Regions from separate parts of the Homo sapiens genome. Here region 2 is linked to region 1. Evidence: read pairs that join two places in POLR2A ChIA-PET (ENCODE). Cell type or tissue: OCI-LY7. All regions are shown on one strand. Each heading gives the region's core, and the rest is flanking DNA. Links, peaks and the distances in the headings are about the cores only. Region 1 has its middle 9.1 kb from the start of CDC23. Region 2 has its middle 2.6 kb from the start of WNT8A.

Region 1 (4,391 bases), core at 73-4,072:
TGGGCTACACAAGGCTGAGAGCCCCCGATGAGCAGAGCTGGCAGTGAGGCCTCCCATTACATCCTAGGGCCATTACCTTGGGGAGATGGAATTGGACAAGCCTGCCTTTCCATTATGCAAAGAAAGGGCTTTTCAAGTAAATTTCCATTTAAGTATGAGCTTAGATCAGTGAAGATGGGGTCATAATAGCTTTGATGGTCATCACAACTATTAAAAATACATTTTTTCCTCGTGCTCAGCCTGCTTTGTCATCTTCATATTGTTCATCCCCAAAAGACTGTAACTCAACCTTTTCCTAGCTTCTAGGAGACAGGTTAATGTCCACAGGTATTTTCAACTCTTTAATTTTTCAACATACATAGTAGATGAAATTTACATGCTTGACACGGCCCATGGATGTATCCAGAATGTGATAAAAAAACAAAAACTAAAAGTCAGTTTGGGAATGGAGGTGGGTGATGGGTTAAGTACAGCACACCGCTCATTGGTCATTGTCTATACTGCTGGGCTCTCTTCTCTTCAGACCATCTGGTGTTGCCTGATTAGGTCCTCAGATACATATAGTTCCCTGCTTAGGTCCTCAGATACATATAGTTCTTAACCTGCTGTCTCTGCTGCCTGAATGCTCTTCCCCTATGCTCTACCGGGCTGACTCTAGGTCTATCTCCAGGTCTTAGCTGGACTAATTTCTTCAAGGAAGCCTCCTCTGATCCACTCCTCTAGCCCTAGACCAGGTTAGGGCCTTGTATTGGTTGTCTATCATTGCATAATAACCCCCAACCATGTATTTGCTCATTTTTCTGCAATTCTGACTGGGTTCAGTCTTGCCTGGGGTCACTTCTGCAGCTGCAGTCAGTTGTCAGGTTGACTGGGTGCTGGCTGTTCCTGCATAGCCTCACTCATCTATCTGAAGCCTCAGCCGGAATGGTGGGAACCACTGGGACAGCTGGAATATCTGGGACAGCTAAGAGGCTAACCTGGTTCCTTCAGGGCAGCAAGAGGGCAAGAGTTAAAGTTGCAAGGTCCCTTGAAACTGAGGCTCAGAAGTCACATAACATCCCTTTCACTGCTTTCTATTGGTTAAAGCAAGTCACAGGGCTAACACAGATTCAAAGGCAGGGACACAGACTCACCGCTTGATGCAAAGTCATATTGTAAAGGGGCACATATCCAGGGATGGAGGACTTATGGCCATCTTTGCCCACAGCCTGGCACAGGCCTCCTATCATAGCTTCTTAAGCTTTTCCTTCACTGCACTTATGGTAACTGTTGTTACATAATTCTTTGTATGATTGTTTATCATCTTTCTCCCCCACTAGAAAAAAATGTCTGAGTGCAGGAATTGACTGTTTCATTCAACAGTCTATTCCCAGAGCTTGGCACATAGTAACAACTAGATAAATTGTAGTTAAATGAATACATGGACAGCACCCACCTCCTTCCTACCCACTGCCACCTCCAACAAATAATTAACCAGCTCAAAATATCAATAATGCCTAAGTCAAGAAACCTTGCTGGGAACTGACTGTTCTTTCAGTTCTCATCGGGCTTAGATTTAGTAAGTTCTTTAGCCTCTCTCTACTTTGGTCTCTGGTGTCTGGTCCCACATCGCTCTTGAGCAAACACCTTTTCCGGTCAAGCCCTTTGAAGAGCGGGGAGGGAGGGAATGGTTCCATCTGTCGGACAAAGCCGGGATCACAGAAGAAAAAGGCAATTGAGTTTTTTCCAGGAAGGACTTTAGGTGAGGATCAGCCTTGACCAGACTACAGCCCCCAAGGAACGCTGGAGAACATTCAGTGGGGCAGCACGCGACTGGATAAAGTTGTTCGCGACGTTGTCATGTGTGACAAACTTGGGAGTGGTATTTAGAAGCTTGAAGTGCTTTCTTTCTTATTCTTTTTTTTTTTTTTTTTTTTTTTTTTGAGACGGAGTCTCGCTCTGTCACCAGGCTAGAGTGCTGTGGTGCGATCTCAGCTCACTGCAACCTCCAACTCCCTGGTTCAAGGGATTCTCCTGCCTCAGCCTCCAGAGTAGCTGGGATTATAGGCATGTGCCACCACGCCCAGCTAATTTTTGTATTTTTAGTGCAGATGGGGTTTCACCATGTTGGCCAGGATGGTCTCGGTTTCCTGATCTCATGATCCACCAGCCTCGGCCTCCCAAAGTGTTGGGATTACAGGCATGAGCCACCACGCCCAGCCCCTTCTTATTCTTTATTATTTTGAGATAGAGTCTCAATCAGTCAGCCAGGCTGGTGTGCAGTGGTGCAATTTCAGCTCACTGCAGCCTTGACCTCTTGGGCTCAAGAGATTCTCCTGCCTCAGCCTTTTGAGTAGCTAGGATTATAGGAGCATGCCACCACACCTGGCTAAGTTTTGTATTTTTTTATAGAGATAGGGTTTTGCCATGTTGTCCAGGCTGGTCATGAACTCTTGAGTTCAAGCAGTCCACCCACCTTGGCCTCCCAAGGTAGGAGTCATGGTGCCTGGCCGACAGTGACTTCTTAATTCTTCATTACATCACTGCCTTTTGATGTATTTATTGTTTTTTATTAAATTTTTTTAATTAAAAAAAATTTTAATCTATTTATTTAGGGACTGGGTTATGAGACTGGCCAATCTTTGTGTTTTTGGTAGAGACAGGGTTTCGCCATGTTGCCCAGGCTGGTCTCAAACTCCTGGGCTCAAGTGATCCACTTGCCTAGACATCCCAAAGTGCTAGGATTACAGGCATGAGCCGTAGTGCCCAGCCTGTATTTATTATTAATAAACCAAAAACAAGGAAGTCACTCTCTCCCTTCTAACTTTTTTTTTTTTTGAGGCAGAGTCTCACCGTATCGCCCAGGCTGGAGTGCAATGGCACAATCTCAGCTCACTGCAACCTCTGCCTCCCGGGTTCAAGCAATTCTTCTGCCTCGGCCTCCCGAGTAGCTGGGATTACAGGCACCTGCCACCATGCCTGGCTAATCTTTTGTATCTTTAGTAGAGACAGAGTTTCACCATGTTGGCCAGGCTGGTCTCAAACTCCTGAACTCATGATCTGCCCGCCTCACCTCCCAAAGTGCTGGGATTACAGGTGTGAGCCACCACGCCCAGCCCTCTCCCTTCTAACTTTCATGGAGGCAGTCTGAGCTCTAGTCCTCACTTGGAGCTTGTCAGAGGTAGAAGGAATCCTGGAAGTCATCTTGCTTAGCTCTGCCATTTTACAAGGAGAAAAGTAAGGCCCAGTGAGGAGAGGGAGTGGGAGATTTTTGCAGGTGTATTTAGATCGTGACAGGTTTCAGCTCTTGTGGATTCCAATCCTGGGCTGCTTCTAGGTGGTTTACTTACCTCTAAATGGATGGGTGACCCATAAACCATGATGTCTGTTTCCTTATAGAAATCGTACCTAACTAGGCCTGGCGCGGTGGCTCACGCCTGTAATCCCAGGACTTTGGGAGGCCGAGGCGGGTGGATCACGAGGTCAGGAGATCGAGACCATCCTGGCTAGCACGGTGAAACCCCGTCTCTACTAAAAATACAAAAAATTAGCCGGGCGAGGTGGCGGGCGCCTGTAGTCCCAGCTACTTGGGAGGCTGAGGCAGGAGAATGGCGTGAACCCCGGGGGGCGGAGCCTGCAGTGAGCCGAGATCGCGCCACTGCACTCCAGCCTGGGCGACAGCGAGAGTCCGTCTCAAAAAAAAAAAAAAAAAAAAAGAAATAGTACCTACTAAGTGTACATATCTCCAATTGTCATAGCAACTCTATAAAATAGGTACTGAATTTTTTTTTTTTTTTTTTGTGAGACAAGGTCTCACTCTGTCGCCCGGGCTGGAGTGCAGTGGTGTGATCTTGGCTCACTGCAGCCTCTTGACTTCCCAGGCTCAAGGAATCCTCCCACCTCAGCCTCCTGAGTAGCTGGGACTACAGGAGTGCACCACCATGCCCAGCTAACTTTTGAATTTTTTGTAGAGACAGGGTTTTATCATGTTGCCCAAGCTGGTCTCAAACTCCTGGACTCAAGCGATCCTCCTGGCTTGGCTTCCCAAAGTGCTGAGATTACAGGTGTGAGACACCATACCTGCCTGAATTATTGCTCTTTGAAAAAGAACATAATGTCTATGGCCATACCACCCTGAATGCGCCCAATCTTGTCTGAAAAAGGGCATAATGCCTACTTCACAAGATTTAACAATATAACATTTGAAAATGATCTATAAATAGCAAAACACATAAATAAGAACTTTTTTTAACATTATGAAAACACAGTGAAAGAATATGGGCTGTAGTTGAACAGAACTTGAGGTCACCTCAGTTAAGTTGCCTGAGTCTGTTTTCTACTCTCTAAAATAGGGGCAACGATAACCTGCCTTGCAGGCTTGTCAAGAGGATTGGTGCTCAGATACATAAAGT
Region 2 (4,391 bases), core at 184-4,183, 140 kb after region 1:
TGAGAGCCCACTCTCTGTCCTGCCATCCTCCCCAAGGTGTTAATAATCATAAAGCAACTCCATCTGGGGCTGCTTCCTACTCATTTACCTAAACCAGTGAGTGCGCCATCCCTACCACTTCCTTCAAGGCTGTGAGGTGATGGAGCTGTGGGACTATGGAGCAGGAACACTTCAGAGTCCATCTCTGCAACAGTCCCTTCCACCACATTCTAGCAACTGCTGGGAAATTTCCTTAATTCCTAGCAAATCTATCCTTTTATATCTGAGGGTTACAACTCCAGTTAGTTGATTTTTTATATATCTGAGAACCAACCTTAGGGCCACCCAGGGTTATATTTGGGAAGACTGATGCCTTTCTCTTTTTTTTTTTTTTTTGAGACAGAGTCTCTCGCTCTGTCGCCCAGGCTGGAGTGCAGTGGTGCAATCTCAGCTCACTACAACCTCTGCCTCCTGGGTTCAAGTGATTCTCCTACCTCAGCCTCCCAAGTATCTGAGACTACAGGTGCCAGCCACCACACCCAGCTAAATTTTGTATTTTTAGTAGAGAAGGGGTTTCGCCAGTTGGCCAGCCTGGTCTTGAACTCCTGGGCTCAAGTGATCTGCCCACCTTGGCCTCCCAAAATGCTGGGATTATAGGCATGAGCCACTGGGCGTGGCCCTGATGCCTTTCTTTCTGATACTACTTTGTTACTAGGACTTCAGCTCCTTAGGTGGGAATCTGTCTTTTATTTTATTTTATTTATTTATTTATTTATTTATTTATTTATTTATTTATTTATTTTGAGATGGAGTCTCACTCTGTCGCCAGGCTGGAGTGCAGTGGCATGATCTCGGCTCACTGCAACCTCCACTTCCTGGGATCGAGCAATTCTCCTGCCTCAGCCTCCGGAGTAGCTGGGATTACAGGTGTGCGCCACCATGCCCAGCTAATTTTTGTATTTTTAGTAGAGACGGGTTTCACCATGTTGGCCGGGATGGTCTCGATCTCTTAATCTCGTGATCCACCTGCCTCGGCCTCCCAAAGTGCTGGGATTACAGGCGTGAGCCACCATACCCAGCCTTATTTTATTTTATTTTTTGAGGCAGAGTTTCACTCTTGTCACCCGGGCTGGAGTGCAAGTGTGCCATCTCAACTTACTGCAACCTCCACCTCTGTGTTCAAGTGATTCTCCTGCCTCAGCCTCCCCAGTAGCTGAGATTACAGGCATGTGCCACCATGTCCAGCTAATTTTGTACTTTTAGTAGAGACAGGGTTTCCCTATGTTGGCCAGGCTGGTCTCAAACTCCTGACATCAGGTGATCCACACGCCTTTGGCCTCCTGAAGTGCTGGGATTACAGGCATGAGCCACCGCACCCAGCCAGGAATGTCTTTTAGGTTCACTTTCGGTTCTTAGAGCTTAAGAAGGCACCTGGATGAACAAACGAAAGACCCTGTGACCCCTAGTGGGCACCATTAGGTATGCTTGGGGACTAGAACAAAAGGTGGGAAAGTCCTTCTTGGTTGCTGAAGCTCTTTCCTAAGGCTGGAGAAGGAAGTCTAGAGAAGTTCAGAGGAAAGCATAGATGGAAAGTCACAGTTCTGACTCCATCCTGTGACCATTACAACATCCAGATCACTTCCCAGAACTTTGGACCTGGTTTGGGTGGGAAGTGGAGCTCAGAGATCCCCCCACCAAAGGAGTTCCAGGGGCCAAAGAGTCCCCAGGTGTCTTTAGGGCATACTCCAAGTATGGGCCAGGCTTGGCGTCGGTCTGCAAACTGACTGTTGTCCTTCTGACATAAGATAATTACAAAAATAGAAGTGTTTAGAAATTTTTATAGCAATTTGGAGCAATTTTAGATATGCTAAACCTAGGAGGAAATTTGGGCTCTTATTTTGTATGTAGTTTTTTGTTTCATTTCTTCAGAAGGATGAGGACAAAAAGTCCTAATGGACTAAAGCTCTGCCTCCCAGCCCCCCGCAAGCTCTCTTCCTTTGATTGCTTGTGGGCCTCTCTGCTTGGGGAAAATAGGTGTCCCAGACTTGAGTTAAGCGAGAAAAGCCCACTGAGTTAGCCTCAGCGGCCTTTTCTCTGTCTCCTACTTTTCCCAATCAAGAATCTAATTTAACTTTCACTTCTTAAGACAGCAGGGTTGATTTCCATGGCATTCACTCTGGGGTCAGAACTGGGTTAGTGATAGCTCCGAGGAAGTCCCCTGCCACCTCGAAAGAGTTTTAGGAGTGACTCCGCTTTCACTTCCTGTGTGTGAGTGACTGGGTCTTATGCTTCTGTGTTCTCCGCTGCACCTGGCATTTAATTGGTACTCTACAAAAAAATACTCTTTTTTTTCTAGGAAGCAGAGGGGAAGATAGTTTTTTGTATGCAAACTGTGCTCGCTCCTGCTCAGATTCTATAAAGATCATATAGTTTTTCTTTTTTTTTTTTTTTTTGAGACAGAGTCTCGCTCTGTCGCCCAGGCTGCAGTGCAGTGGCGCGATCTCCGCTCACTGCAAGCTCCGCCTCCCTTGTTCACGCCATTCTCCTGCCTCAGCCTCCCGAGTAGCTGGGACTACAGGCGCCCGCCTGTATTGAATTTTTAGTAGAGACAGGGTTTCACTGTGTTCGCCAGGATGGTCTCGATCTCCTGACCTCGTGATCCACCCGTCTCGGCCTCCCAAAGTGCTGGGATTACAGGCGTGAGCCACTGCGCCCGGCAAGATCATATAGTTTTTCTAAATGGAAGTGAGAATTTATAGAGAGGCCTCTGCTCCAGGTATCAGGAGCCCTGGGCTTGTTGTGTGACCTTGGGCAAGATATTTACCACCATCTGGACTTAGATTCTTCATCTCCAAAATGAGGGAGTGAGGAAAATGTTGAAGGTTGAATGACCACTAAAGACTTTCCCAGCTGGGCTGGGCATGGTAGCTCACATCTATAATCCCAGCCCTTTGGGAGGCTGAGTGGGGAGGATCGCCTGAGCTCAGGACTTTGAGGCTACAGTGAGCCATGATTGCGCCACTGTACTCTAGCCTAGATGGCAGAATGAGACCCTGTCTCTAAAAAAAAAGTCCAGGGCTCACTCCTGTAATTCTGTAATCCCAGCACTTTGGGAGGCCAAGGCAGGCAAATCACCTGAGTTTAGGAGTTTGAGACCAGCCTGACCAACATGGAGAAACCTCATCTCTACTAAAAATATAAAAATTAGCCAAAAAAAAAAAAAAAAAAAAAAAACAAGATTTACAGAGTTTATGAATCCCAGAGGTGATTGTAGGCCAGAAATCTTATCTTCTTCAGTTGCGAGCGTTGGAATTATCTTTTTTTGTTTGTGTGTGCGGTTTTTTGTTTTTTTTTTTTTTGAGAAGGAGTCTCTGTCACCCAGGCTAGAGTGCAGTGGTGCAATCTCAGCTCACCACAACCTCTGCCTCCTGGGTTCAAAGCCATTCTCATGCCTCAGCCACCCAAGTAGCTGGGATTACAGGTGCTCGCCTCCACGCTTGGCTAATTTTTGCATTTTTAGAAGAGACTGGGTTTCACCGTGTTGGACAGGATGGTCTCAAACTCCTGGCTTCAAGGGATTTGCTCACCTCGGCCTCCCAAAGTGCTGGGATTACAGACGTGAGCCACTGTGCCCGGCCAGAATTATCTTATACATCTTTGAATCCTGTAGTTGACGATTAGATGAGCCTTTAAGATGGATACCTGGAGGATAACCAATGCCTTCTTCAGAGTCCTTTGGAGTGTATCTACATAAGACCCCTGTGCTGGACTGACTAAATTTTTCACTGCAGACAGAGGTTTCCTGGAGAGAATAGTGAGAGGCATTCCACATCAAGTCTACAAATCATTTCTAGTCAACCTGTGTATCAATTTCCTTAATCCCAGCTCTATTGTCTCATTAGCTTTTAAGTAATGATCCAACTCTTGGTTTCTCTCTTGCAGGAATGGAAATCTAGAGCTGAAGACTAGAACAGAAGATGATGGTAGGGACAGATGAGCCTGTGACAAGATAGATTGAATAGTAGTATCTCTAAAGCCCTGGTGTGCTGGTAAATGATTAACAACTGGCTTGGGTGTGGCAGGAGCCTGATTGGTAATATTTGCTAATTTTCATGGTATAAATACTAGAGCATAGTGAATTGCAAACTGCCAATGTAGACTTGGGAAGAGATGTAGTATATCATTATATAATATTTCTGTCATATAGATATAATGGGTATAAATAGCCTTCAGCATAAATGATAGTGAAATTTAGCAAACTAATTAGGAAGTGATGAATTTTGAGTATTTGTTACCTTTGTTTTTAATATAATTATAATTAATATATAATTATTATATAATTATTATATAATTAATATATAATTAATAATAATTATAATATAATTATAAGTTTATATAATTTAATTTTGAAT

The links. Peaks named below come from ENCODE experiments on the same cell type or tissue, not always from the same donor. Only the 100,000 strongest peaks of a DNase experiment are listed, where the experiment ranks them.
Region 2: POLR2A ChIA-PET joins it to region 1 with 18 read pairs; 2 of 35 experiments call an interaction of 5 or more read pairs at or near these places.

What each region holds. Positions count from the first base shown.
Region 1 is chr5:138,220,249-138,224,639 of GRCh38, reverse strand. No RefSeq gene overlaps it. Among named protein-coding and RNA genes, the nearest start is that of CDC23, 9.1 kb to the right of the region's middle. In OCI-LY7, for the core only: a CTCF peak has its summit at 1,697 (motif pointing left); no DNase peak of the experiment used is centred there.
Region 2 is chr5:138,079,267-138,083,657 of GRCh38, reverse strand. It overlaps a transcript of WNT8A not described here. Among named protein-coding and RNA genes, the nearest start is that of WNT8A, 2.6 kb to the left of the region's middle. In OCI-LY7, for the core only: a CTCF peak has its summit at 1,444 (motif pointing left); DNase peaks (open chromatin) are centred at 1,437 and 2,247.